Regions from separate parts of the Homo sapiens genome. Here region 1 is linked to region 2. Evidence: chromatin loops called from intact Hi-C (ENCODE). Cell type or tissue: heart right ventricle. All regions are shown on one strand. Links, peaks and the distances in the headings refer to the core of each region. The heading gives the core; the rest is flanking DNA. Region 1 has its middle 34 kb from the start of RPS23. Region 2 has its middle 200 kb from the start of MIR3977.

Region 1 (6,989 bases), core at 1,918-4,417, 330 kb after region 2:
AGTACTCGAGTTTGCCGCACCGGCCACATTGCTCTATGCTCTATTCCCACCATAAGCCAGGCCAGCAGAGCTGTGTATGTGGACAGCAGCCTTTTGTACACATACCTCAGCCACCATCACCATCACCTCCTCTCCCCTGGACTGAGCTTGTGTTCTGCCATCTCTTCACATGAAGGGGGTTTCAACAAGGCCCATCTGTCCCCCTGAAAGCTGTGTTTATAATAAGAATGCTGATGAGGATGTATACATCTCACACCACCAGGGATGAATGTGCTTATCCCAAGCACATTGGCAGTAGTCTTAGGGAGCCTGTGAACATGTAACTGAGTGTTTCTCATACTGGCTGCTCCAGAACTTCAGAGCCAAATTCTTGTGCCGCCTCCAGCCAGTGCAGACAGATGGTCTCGTGGTTTTGTATATTAACCTCACTGGTGGCTCTAACTGACATTTTCTTCCTTTGTGTTTCTCTACCCCCAAGTCTTTGCTAAATTTTTTGTTTTTTTATTATAAAACATATATGATATAAAATTTATCATCTAACCATTTTAAGTGTATACAGTTCAGGGATATTAAGTACATTCACATTGTTGTGCAACCATTGCCGCCATCCATCTCCAGAATGCTTTCACATCTTGCAATACTGAAACATTACTCCCATTAAACACTAACTGCCCATTCCCTCCTCCCTTCAGTCCCTGGTAACTACTATTCTACCTTTCCATCTCGGGGTTTGACAACTGTAAGTACCTCATATAAGTGAAATGATGCAATATTTGTCCTGTTGTGGCTGGCTTATTCCACTTAGCATTATGTCTTCAACATTCATTCATGTTGTAGCATGTATCCAAATTTCCTTCCTCTTTTTAAATTTAATTTTTTTTGAGACATCTGTCACTCAGGCTGGAGTGCAGTGGTACAGTCTTGGCTCACTGAAGCCTCGACCTCCTGGGCTCAAGCAATCCTCCCACCTCAGCCTCCCAAGTAGCTGGGACTACAGGTGACACCACTACGACCCCAGCTAATTTCTTTTTTAAAAATTGTTTGTAGAGATGGGGGTCTCACTATGTTGCCTAGGCTGGTCTCAAACTCCTGGGCTCAAGAGTGATCCTCCTGCCTCAGCCTCCCTAAGTGCTGGGCTTAAAGGCATGAGCCACCACGCCCAATCCCCAAATTTTCTTCATTTTTAATGCTGAATAATATTCCATTGTACATATACACTAGATTTGTTGATCCATTCATCCATTGATAGACATTTGGGTTGCTTGCACCTTTTGGTTATTGTGAATAATGCTGCCATGAACGTAGGTATAAACACAGGTGAAAGCTGTTCAAGTCCCTGTTTTCAATTATTTGGGGTATATAGCCAGAAGCAGAGTTGCTGGATCCCTTGATAATTGTATGTTTAACTTCTTGAGGAAACTCCATACTATTTGCCGCAGCATCCACACCATTTTACATTCCCAACAGCAATGCACAAGAGTTCCAACTTCTCCCTGTCCTTGCCAACACTTGTTATTTTCTGTTTGCTTGTTGTTGTTTATAATAGCCATCCTAATGGATGTGAAGTGATTTGCCTATTTTTGAAAGTAATTTTTCATAAGTAGTATTTCCATAAGTCAACTAAGTCATTTCTGGAACAAGGTAGAGGTATAAATCAATCAATTCCCCCGGTCTAAATAGGCGAAATTATATGTAAAATATTCCTTGTTGTCATTATATCCTCACTGCCATTCCTCTATATGTATACATACACACATGCATACACACATGTATAGACATACACATACATAATATAAATAATATTTATAAACATTTTATACACACACACACACACACACACACACACACAAAAGAATCCTTGGAACCAAACTGTCCAGAATTTGAGTTCTGCCTCTACCGTTTACCAGTTATACTCCTTAGAAAAATTATGTGATTATCGGAGATTCAGTCACCTCATTCATAAAACCACCTTGCAGCATTATGGTAAGTTCTGAAGACAAAGCACATAAAGTAACGACCACAGTACCAACACACACGGGTCACTCACAGGTAGCAATTATTGTTAATCCACGCCTGGCACACTCCTGAGTGTTTCCACATATCTTAGGCCACGTATTCTTTACATTAATAAAGATAGGTGAGAAATTGAGAGAGGTTAAGTAACTTGCCCTGGTGGCTGAGCAGTAATTTGAAACCAGGTCTGTCTGACTCCAAAATGTGAGCTCCTTCCCTACCCCAAACTGCCTTTCATCCACACGACACTTCTCTAAGCTTGGGAAGGATGAAAGGGAAGAATATGCATATATGCCAATGCCCACATATATTTGGAAAAGGTTGGAATGTGCCCATAAGAGGTACATGCAAAGCCCTGCCTACTATTTCAGGGAGTGGTAGGAACAAGCTAAGCTTCATTCACAGGTAAACAGGATAGAGGAACTTGACAGAATGTCTCTCAGCCTAAGATTCTGGTGGTGAAAAGGAATCTCTTACACCCCATTCCTTACTCCAAATACTTTCAAGATCTTTGGGATATTTTTGACTCCCCGCTGAGTCCCTTCCTACTAACTGCCAAAGCTGTCACTCACACTGCCGATGTACTTCTTATCTTCCCTGATAAGATCACTGCGCCACTCCCTGAAGGAAATAAAATAATTGTCCGCCAATGCCTCTCCCCAGAAGGGCCTCTCAGTCCAGGAAGTGTCAGTCCCTGGCTTCACCCACAGCTTCACTAGGGCTTAGATGGCTGGCATTCCTCACTGATAATTATTCGTGCTGGATAAAGCTGAATGTAAAAGCAAGCCCTGGGTAGGAGGTGGGGGACACAGGGAGATAAAATTCTCTATCCTATTCTACTTCATACCTTAAAAGACAAAGGAAAAAAACCACCAATATTCTTTTAAAGGCATCTACTTCTCTTTTCCTTAAGCATCTAGGTTTGTTTCAGGTGTTTTTAAACAAACACTGAGCTCTTTTGGTACCAAAAACGCAGGTGCATTGAGCATAGGTTTTAGTTTATTACCTGGAAATCAATAAAAGTGACCTCCCACAGGCTCGACCCATCATCCGTGTCGCTGGGCAGCAAGAGGGCCTGGTCCTGCTGCAGGCTGCCCACGCGTTGGCAGCGGTAGGAGTAACCAGAGGGAGCATATACGCCAGTTGGGTTAAAGACTGCTTGGATTGAATTGTTGGAAATGATCTCGACTCGGCGCAAACTAAACCAACTCTGGATGGACAACTTGTTGTAATTGGTAAGGATGAATCTGAAAATGGTTATAAAAACAGCATTACTCCTAAAGAACTTTTCCCACGTTTACTGACGCAAGGCATCGTCTATGAACAGTACAATGGCGCCCTCTTTTGTCAGGCGGCAGAACGGGCTTGGGGAAAGGCTTCACTTTTGCTGCAGAGCCTTCCCTGGATGGATGGAAAAAGAGCAAATGACAGGGCAGCACCCAAAGTGGACAGTGCAAATTCCTACGAAAGAAAAAACACACAAAGTTTGGGTTTGTTTTGTTTTGTTTTTCCTTTTTTAGAATCAACACTTGATTATGTGTTTATTATTCAAAAAATTTGAGAAAAACTTAAATGGACATCAATGAAGAATTTGCTAAATTGTGGTTTAAAATAATAGTAATAGCTCTCTTAATAACTTCTGTGTTATGTATGTGTATTGTGTTTAATCTTCACTTCAACACCATGTAATAGATAATGTCCTTATTCTAACTTCACAGCTGAGGAATCTAAGACACAAAGGGCTTGAATAAGCTCACTTGGAGAGTAAGTGTCAGAGCTGGGCTTCAAATCCAATCTTAACTCTTTTGGAATGGACTGTTTTCCAGCCATGAAAAAAGTCATAATTTACTTGTCATTATCATTTTATTTCCATTTAAAAAAAAAAGTGACTGCATTAAAAAAAAATGTCTGGAAGGATAGAGATTAAAACATTAGTAGTGATTACAAATGGTGTTTAGATTATTGATGATTTTCATTTTCTTCTTTCTGTAGCTCAATATTTTCTGATTTTTCTGTTTTCATTAGTTTTTCTTGTCTCTATTTGGCTTCTTTGCAAGCAGTCTCTAAGACACAGGTGTGAATATAAGAAATATTCAGGGGAGTTTAGTCATTCAAAATACGTAAAATGGAGAGAAAAGAAATGACAGAGGAAGGGAAGGCAGCTAAAAGAGGTACATTATTAAGCCAGTTTCCAATGTGGACAAGCAGGGCTTCATGGCCGTGATGGAACCTGGGAGCCAGAGCACAGCACATGCTGCTGAGTTATCTCACCTGACGGGGAGGGAGCTGAGGTGTGTGTATGTGTCCTCCAGTCATTGGTTGAAGGCTGCTGGGCCAGGGACTGGGGGCAGTGGGCCAGAGAAAGCTTTTAGGCAAAGAGAGGCGGGGAGTTGAAAGTTCAGCAGGTAGGCTACAGTGCTCTCAAATGGAAAGGACCATGTAGATATTCACGGGGTACTGACAGTTTCTGCTACATACCTTTATCATCAGAATAAATAATAATAACAATAATAATAATAAAGCTATTTTTCATTTTGGAAAAAAGTGGAATTACAGATCAAAAATAGTCTCCATTTCTAGATCAAACAGACATGTGTGTTTGGTCACCTTGTGGGATTCTATTTACTTGTAAAGTTGCTCTGAAAGATGATGACATATATTTTCTAAATTATGATCAGTGAAACTCTAGTCTCCCATGATATGTAGACAAGTGTTCTGAGGAAGAAGGTTCTCCAAAATTAAACACAGGAAACACTGAGTTAGTCAAAGTTACAAAGTGCAATAGTCTTCCTTAAGATTATTTTTTCTCAGAAACTTTAACATACAAATTTACACTGTGAATTGCCAAGAGGAAGACATGGTTTAGAGTCGTTCCCAGACACATTTGACCACAGAATCCCCTTTTCATAAAATCTTATAAATATTTTTACAGAGCAGAAGTGTCCCATAGAGCAAAGCTTAAGAAAGACTGCCCTAGCACAATCCTGCTGGTTTTCCAAATAATGTTAAAGACACAACTACTTATCTCCACTAACAAGTTTGTCTTATAGGAAGGGAAGCACTGTATTTTTATAAGAAAAAAAAAAAGCCTTCAAATTGCTCCCCCTACCTCAGGAGCAGTTCCTAACTGCTTGGCTAAAGTCTCTGTTGACAGATGCATCCTTTCATACCTAAACACCAAAAAACTGTAGGCCTCTGTTGATTGTCTGCTGGGGAATACACGTAACGAGGCTTTTTCACTGTAGTTAAATGGTAAGTGTGATTCATTATAAGAAGCTATAGAAAATAAGTTCAAACCAGAGCCCCAGCCCTTAGAGCTTTTTCTTTTGTCTTCTTTTCTCAGAAGAAAAGGATATTACATTCTCAGGATTGGGAGTTTTCTAAGTCCCTAATGCAGGCGGCATGGGGGTGGGGGAGAGGGAAGAACTATGGGTATTTTGGTAGAAACTTTTAGAAAGAAAGCATTAGTATAGGATCCCATCATATCACAGCACCAACTTTTCCGTTTAATTAGGTTGATGTGGCATGCAATGTGTCACAGTGCTTGGGCATATAGCAAGCCCTTGCTTCGCACATGTGGAATGAATAAATTCTATAGAGCTAATCTGAAGTGCTGAAACTGCGATACTCCAAAGTGGTGTCCTACCTACCTTATAGCAAGACTTCTGGGGTTTCCAGCATCACCAAGCTTCAAAGACAACCTAAGAAAAGGAAACAACGCAGTCTATGAAAATAGGAATGACCCTGACTTCATATGTACTCAAAAGTTACCTCAAGGTGGATCACGTAACACCTAACACACAAAATGTACAGAACTTTTTTTTAATCTTGAGGTAGGCAATGGTTTCCTGAAAAAAGTACAAAGGCATGAACCATAAAAGAAACAACTGATAAATTGCATTTTACTAAAATCCAGAACTTTTACTCTTCAAAAAACACTGTTTAAGAAAACAAGAAAGGCAAGCCACGCAACAGGAGAAAATACTCACAACACGTATACATAAAGAACTCTATCCAGAATACAATAAATAACACTAACAACTCAACAAAAGACAGCCCAATGTAAAAATCATAAAAATTGTCAGAAGACTCGAGCATGTTTTAAAGAAAGATATACAAATGGTCAATAAGTACATGAAAAGATGCTTAGGACCATTAGACATTCGGAAAATGTAAAATAAAACCACAATAAAGATAACACAGTACAGGAATCAGAATGGCTAAAACACTTTTTAAACTGACTCTTAAGCTTTTAATACCTACATTTATTCCTGTTTTCCTAAGAGTAAACATAAGATTTCCCAGAGCAAAGACAGATGAATTGACTTACTCATGGGAACAACCATATTGGTTCCCCCTTCTAATCCAATTCTCCTCCACCCAGGCAGCAGGAGAAGAGCCAGATGTCATCCTACACATATTGAGATTTGTAATACAGATGAGCAACACCAAAATTATGAATCTGGGAGCTTATATAGGAGAGAGACCGTGGTTTCCTTCTCACCTCCCAAGAGAGGGAGAGAAACATTTGCTCCTCTAGTGTCAATAAATTCTCCTTAGGAAGAGAAGAGGGATGATTAGTCTTTGGATGAAAGACTTTAATTAGCCTTTGGATGGAAGCAAATCGCTCACCATAAGGAGACAAATGGCTGCAGGTCTCATACCCATGGTATGTAAATAAATATCTCCGAGGGGAGGATAAGATAAGCCTCTCTGAGTTTCTAACCCCTGGAACGTCTCTATGGCCTTGAGTTTCATTACCCCTTGATACATGAACACAACACATTCCTTTCAAGAGGTAAATCTCTCACTAACTCTAACACTTATCTTTTAACCCAGTTCCCAGTAAAAATTTGTTCAGAAATTCCTAAACATGCAGAAATATAAAAATGCTTTCTCTAGTCTCACTCTGACCATACGAAGTGTTAGTGAGAATGTGAAGCAACTGGAACTCTCATACAATGCTTGAGAAAAGG
Region 2 (6,989 bases), core at 2,933-5,432:
GGGGATAAGGGTGAGACATGCTAACTGAAATAAAATGATATGTTCTACAAACAAAGGAAGTCCTGGAGATTATTGATAAGTACTCAGATTTGGGAACTATACTGTGAGAATATCATTAAAACCATAAGGCAACCAGCTGGCAAACTATTATTTCTAGAGATGCAGTAGATTTCAATTGACTTGTTTCATTCACTGGGGTTCCCTTTTCTTTTGGATATTTCTTACTATGCTATCAGAAGTGTTTTAGCATTTTCTATAATCTGAAACGAATTGTTTAAGAAAGTGTAATTTACATGCTAAGCCTGTACAAGGACACAAACATAGTCAAATTCTCCATCAGGTAGTAACTTACTAACCAGCCCCACTGGCTAACATACATTAAGATGCAGTGAGTTATGTTTTGAAATGCATGAGTTGTGTCTTGGTGTTTGAAGACCAGATAATACAGGATCTTAATAATTAGTTGTAAGAATAATCACTTGTAATCACAATAATCACTGGCAAAATGTTAATAACAATAATATTGCATGGTGACAATTCTTCCAGCTCCGACACTAACTGAAAGCCGTCCTTCTCTGCCGAGGAACAATAGAAACCAGAGGTGAGAACTTGCAGTGAATCTTTGAATTATTCATGAGATCATACATGTCACTCTCATCTGTATGTTAAAAAAAAACCACTAGAGTGTAATAGCACATTAGTGATGCAAATTACCAAAAGGCAGACTTTATTCTGGTTTAGTGATGATTTTCATAATTCGGTCCACACAGCATCCTTAGTGAAGTGCCTGTTTTTATTCTTTACTGTTGCTAGGATTCATTTTGCTTGGCCAGGTCAACATTTTGGACATCTTTATTTCACTTAACTCATATTTATCCATTTTTATCAGCTCCTAATGCACAGCAACATTGATTAAACCAATTTCATAATTCCTCTGAGATGTAGTTAGAGTAAGTTTGCATCATTTGTACATTTAAAATATGCAAATTTAATAATACATGCACAAATGAGGGAAAATAGGCTATAAAAGGACATGAGAGAGAGAAAGAGGAAAGAATAAAGCAAATGTGGTTAAAATGTTAACACTGGGAATTTTGTGCTGTCCTTGCAACTTTTCAGTAAGTCTCAAATTGTGTCACAATAAATAATTAAAAGAAAGAATTACCTTGCAACTCAGCCTGCCATTCTACTAAATGAATATAGGCCATGGAATAAGAGAAGATGGGAAATGAGATCTTCAGTTAGCCACAGTTAATGTGTCCCTTATAATGTGAGCATCATGCCATGCTCAGTATGACTCTACTGTTTCAAAATATGTATTTGTGGTATAAAACTGTATTTAAAAAATCTTGCCCAGGTGCGGTGGCTCATGCCTGTAATCCCCGCACTTTGGGAGGCTGAGGCGGATGGATCACTAGAGGTCAGGAGTTCAAGGCCAGCCTGGTCAACATGGTGAAACCCCATCTCTACTAAAAATACAAAAATTAGCCGGGTGTGGTGGCGCGCATCTGTAATCCCAGCTACTCAAAAGGCTGAGGCAGGAGAATCGCTTGAACCCAGGAGGCGGAGGTTGCAGTGAGCCAAGATCGCACCACTGTACTCCAGCCTGGGCAACAAAGGGAGACTCCATCTCAAAAAAAAAAAAAAAATCTTGCATATGCGTCTTTATTACATGCTATACATTATATAATTGTTAAACACAGTTATAGAGCCCTGTACACTTTAGTTCAATGGTGATTTAAGGTTTTCAAGGGTGATTTTGGTTGTATGTGATTTTTGCCTTACATGGTAAATTTAGATCTTGTCCCTAAGTAAGATGTGACTCCAGTGAACTCTCACAGGATGAAGAAATAATTTACATGAATTAGTGAGTTAACATTATTGTCTTGATGGCTAGTCTATAGTCATAATATCAAGAGCGTAAATAAATCTGTCCAAGTCAGCTTTCCTTCCCTTTCTCCTTTCTGGGCTCTTTGTCCCTTTTTATCACTCTGCTATCAGAGTGGCTAAAGTGCCCTGATGTCCCTGGTCACCAAATGAAAACATCCAATAACCTTAATGTGCTATATGTCTCAGGTTGTTTTATTTGGGGGCGAGGCAATGCTGTCTGGAAAAAGTAACAAACAAAAGGAAATCTCTGACAAATCTGAATCATTAACGGGGCTGACAAATCTGAATCATTAACGGGGAAGAAGTCTTTGAGCAGGGAGCATTCTGGAGTTCTGTGATTATTAATTATACTGACATACTTATTCCATTTATTTCTTGCCCACTTTAACCCCTGCCACCACTGACTTCAAGTTGCATTTATTTTAATGTGCCAAGCCTACTACAGGTGCACTATGTATATTTTAACACAGGACAAATTTGGCAAGGGAAATTTTTACATTGTATGTCAGAATATTCATCTTTTGGAGATTTGGCAGTTGCTGTAGCTATCGTTGCTTAGACTTTGAAATAAATGTAAAATGTAGTCAAAAGAGCCTAGGACTAAGAGTTGAAAGAAGTAATACAAATTGCTTGTTACTCAAGTTGCAAAATCTTTCTATGCTTCATTTTCATAAAAGACATGAAGACCATTCAGTGTCTTAATAATTACTTATGCATAATAACCCCTTGTGATAACGTTAATGAAAATTTGCCCTACCTAGCTTGTAGTGAGGACAAAGAGATAATGTTTATGAAAGTGATTTATAATCTGTAAGCACAAAGTAAACACAAACAAGATATTAACTGTGATGGCTAATTTAATGTGTCAACTTGACTAGGCCATTACGTGCCCAGATAATTGGTCAAACACTGTTCTGGTTGTGTCTGTGGGATGCTTCTGTATGAAACTAACATTTGAATTGGTAGACTGAGTAAAGTAGATTGCCCTACCCAATATGGGTGGGCCTCACCCAATCCTTTGAGTAAGGGAGAATTTGCATGCTCTCTCTGCCTAACTGTCTTTGAACTAGGATACGGATCTTCTATTGCGTTTAAACTAATTCAGACTGGAACTTGCACCACCAGTTCTCCTGGTTCTCAGGCCTCTGAACTCAGACTGGAATTATACCATTGACTCTCTGGGTCTCCAGCTTGCTGACTACTACTATCTTGGGACTTCTCAGTCTCCATAATCACATCAGCCAATTCTTTAAAATGAATGAATAAATAAATAAATATACTATTGGTTTTATCGCTGAAGAATCTTGATTAATACACTAGCTATGAAAAATATTTATTTCTTACACCCGTGAGTTGGATAATTTAAAAGAATGACTAGTGGGCAGTTGTGTCAATCAACCAGTTTCATGACAACATCTATGCCCAATGACAATCCTGAAAATTCCATACCCCTCTCCTCCACCACATCCTAAAATCACTAAAAGGACTAAAGATTCCAAGGTGGTATAGGACAATCCCAGCTAGAGCAATGCTGAATTTATTTCCAGGATAACCCATTTCCACACAGCTTGTCCTCTTGACCCTTAGACTGCTTCACAGTCACACAAAAGAAAAGAAAATGAGATTTCATAGTTTTAAAAATGAGAAATTACAAAGCACCATACTAAGCAAAAATTGCCATTATGGATCTAATTTATCTCACTGTGACAATGTCTTATAGATTTCATGTTCCTCTGGAGAAGGTTTCTGTGTGTTCCTGGTCATTATCACACTCTCACAGTGATGCTTGTCTTTGCAATAACATAGCTGTAATAATCGTACACCCTCCACTATTTTCACAGGCTTTTTGTTTTGTTTTCCTTAAACCTTCTCTAAATTAAGTATTTAAGATATTAAATGCCCTCAGTACAAAGTTAAATAAGGAGAAACCATCTGAGGCACAATCCTCATCAACGATAATGAAACAGTGTCACAGTTTTATTCACTTGTAGGATTCTATTTCTGTAATGCTTCATGTCAGACACAATGGATTAGACTCTCATTGGAAGGGAATAAAAAGGTCTAGGTTAGTCTGCCCTCTAGTGTAGCTCACTGGTTCCTAAAATAAACTGGTGAAACGTGTCCTGGAAGCTGATTGTGCAATTCTGTCAGAATGGCAAGTTGCCATCATTGCCAGCACCAGATTTTCACATCTCCCTCCTCTATGGGAGCTGCAGACTTTTCTAGCATCTAATGTTAGCTATATGACCTAATGAAAAGAAATTCATATGAAACACACCCTCCCGAACCTATGCTTGATTGAAGTCAGTGTTACATGGCAATCCTTGACCATGGTTTTTGTCAATTGTTCCTATTTCAGGAGAACACGGATACAAATTAATAAAAGGGCATGTTTTTGATTCAGAAATAAGGGTTTTAGAAAGAACTTCTGAAATAGAGCGATTTAGTCTAAGAACTGTTACTGGCATGGGCTAATCTCTTTGAGACAGTCTGGTCTATTCATATAGTAAAGCACCCTCCTCCTTGGCTGGCCCTTCTGATGGAGAGTTTGCTGCAGCATGGATCTGATGTTGGACTCCAGGGGCATTGTGAGCAAGGAAGAAACATCTCTGCATTCCCTGTTTTACACCTTCCCTTGAATTCTGATTTACAGTTAAAAACTAACGTGCCTTGGGGGATAGTTTTTGATAACTCTGCAGTTTATATTCAACTTCATAAACACCTTTTGTGTTTTATAAGAGTCTAAATTTTGCAAGTGATATGTTTGTGTAGGTCTGAAAGCATTCCTGTTAGAGATCAGTTCCAAAGCATTTCAGACAAATAAATACAATGTAAAATTATCTTCTTAAAATTTATTTTCAAGGCCCTGTGATATGTTTACCTGGAAAACTCAAATGTTTCACTTGATCCCAATCTGATCTATATTTCCCTGCTGGTTTCCACGCCCCCTTGGTCCATGCCCCAAAGCAATTTGGCTAAGTGATGATAGTCTTTTGTTTCTAGGCACCTCCTAACCACTACCAATTTCAGAAAATATCAGGTCCTGACCTTTACAAAAAAAAAAAAAAAGTTTTTGTAATTATAGATTATGTGCAAATTATATATATTTATATGCAAATACACACATAATAAGTCTGCAAAACATAAAAATGTCCTCTATTTAAATTTCTGTTGTTAAAGCAGCGGTTCAGTAGGGCTCAGTGTGATGACCCATGGAGCACACCAGCCCCCAAGAGCACCATCACAGACTTACCTGATTGATTGTTGGCATAAGGCCGTCCTTAAACCATCAAGTTGCGTTTCTTCACAGTTGAAGTATAAATACAACTTTGATCTATTTTCTAATTGTCCTTTCCTGACAGCAATATAACCACAACACATACACAGGCTTTTAGGCTCTAACAATACTCATTAAGCGAGTGAAAAGGAATTTAAAGGGAGAGGCAATATGAAGGAGCAGACAGCACTAGGAGTCAACAGACCTAGATGCTAATTGTGGGCCTGTTTCCAGCTAAGCTGTTAACTTGAGCAAGTCACTTTACTATTCTGGAGACATCTTTTCCTCATCTGTGATGGGGTGGGCTAGACCTAGATTAAATCAGAAGTATCTGAACTTTCATCTGCAGACTTCCTGTTCTAATCATATGGCCTTTATGGCCACATCTGTGTTTCAGTGTCTTTGAGACTCAAAATATAACAGATCTCAGACAGATTTGCCAATCCAGGGACAGTGTTACTCAAATACCATGTTCTCACTGACTCTAGTTCCCAGTCTAATCCACATCCGTGGCATGTTTGCCATTTACTGCACTGATTTTCCAGCTTGTTTTCTTTGCTCAAGTCTCTGAAAGACATTATGAGCTTAATCATTGTCATAAAGAGAAAATGAAAGATTGCAGGCTTTCTGATTAGCATTTAGCATATTTTTTTCATAGAATTTCAAGAGCACATAAAACTCACTTGTTTCCTATCAGCATTTCCCCTTGCCCCTTTAGTTTGCTGACATGTGATTTTCAAGTCAGTTTTGGAAATCTGAAACCTGTTAGAGATTGCAGATGCCAAGATCTGCATGACTGCTGTAGTTTTGGCAAGGTCTGCTCTTTAAAGACAACAAAGGCAATAAATAGAAATCTTGCTTTCCTCTGACTCTATTCTTTTTCAAAAGAAAAAATGTCTTTGTGAATGCATGGCGTTTAACAAGATTTCTAGACCTTCTTGCTTTAGACCTTTTTTGTTCTTAGTTTTTATTCAATGTAGCATTTGGGCTTTTCATCTTGCAAACCATAAGCTTATTTCTGTTATCAGCTTCCACTAAGAGCACAGTCTTGTCTGTGTTCTCTTTAATGTCTGTGATTCTCTTTAATAAAACTAATCATCTAAGTGCCAATGGTTGGAAGCAATAAAAATATGTTTCTGCCAATATGAACAATTATTTGACTAATTTGAACCCTAACCCTGGCCAAGTCCCTTCATCTTCATGTCACTTAAGTCAGCTTGTAAAGAGGCAAAAAAAAAAAAAAACTGCAAAAGAGATACAGCTAAATAAGCATGTAGATGAAAAGAAGGAGACATCTGACTTAGGGCTTGGGAAAATGGAGGCATTTGAGGCCTTCAAGATTGGGTATAATTGTAATGGAGAGAAATGGGAGAGACAGAAGTGGGGCAGGAATATTAAAAGCAAATGTGTAAAGATGAGAAGGAGAAAGACATGTTGAAGAACAGCCAGAGGTTCAGTTTCGTTACAGACTTACTGTGTGGTAACATTACATACTGAGAGACGGAGTAGGAAAGGTGGTTTGTAGTTAGATTGCAGAGGATGAATGAATGGTCTGTACTTCACCAGAGAACAATGGAGAGTCAGTGGAAGTTTAAAGTATAGAAGTAACTCCAAAACATCCAGAGCAATTAGGCAGATGTGTTTAAGGAAGATTATAAGGGGAAGAAAGGATAACATCCAGCCAGTTAGAAAAAGTATTGCAATGGGATAAGGGAAAGGTAATAAGGCAGAGAGAGTGAAAATTTAAAAATAGAAATATGGGACTAGAGCCACTCCTAAGATGCATGGGGTCACAGGCAGTTTTTTTTTTTTTTTTTTTTTT

Evidence for each region. A loop is a pair of places that touch in the nucleus more often than their neighbours do. Peaks named below come from ENCODE experiments on the same cell type or tissue, not always from the same donor. Only the 100,000 strongest peaks of a DNase experiment are listed, where the experiment ranks them.
Region 1: a loop joins it to region 2, with 11 times the contacts of the local background. A loop is called at or near these places in 10 of 110 quality-filtered maps.

Annotation. Positions count from the first base shown.
Region 1 is chr5:82,308,882-82,315,870 of GRCh38, reverse strand. It overlaps the pseudogene ATP6AP1L. Among named protein-coding and RNA genes, the nearest start is that of RPS23, 34 kb to the right of the region's middle. In heart right ventricle, for the core only: a CTCF peak has its summit at 3,364 (motif pointing left); DNase peaks (open chromatin) are centred at 3,099 and 3,350; H3K4me3 peaks cover 404 bases; H3K27ac peaks cover 1,359 bases.
Region 2 is chr5:82,638,543-82,645,531 of GRCh38, reverse strand. No RefSeq gene overlaps it. Among named protein-coding and RNA genes, the nearest start is that of MIR3977, 200 kb to the left of the region's middle. In heart right ventricle, for the core only: a CTCF peak has its summit at 3,972 (motif pointing left); a DNase peak (open chromatin) is centred at 4,041; H3K27ac peaks cover 1,316 bases.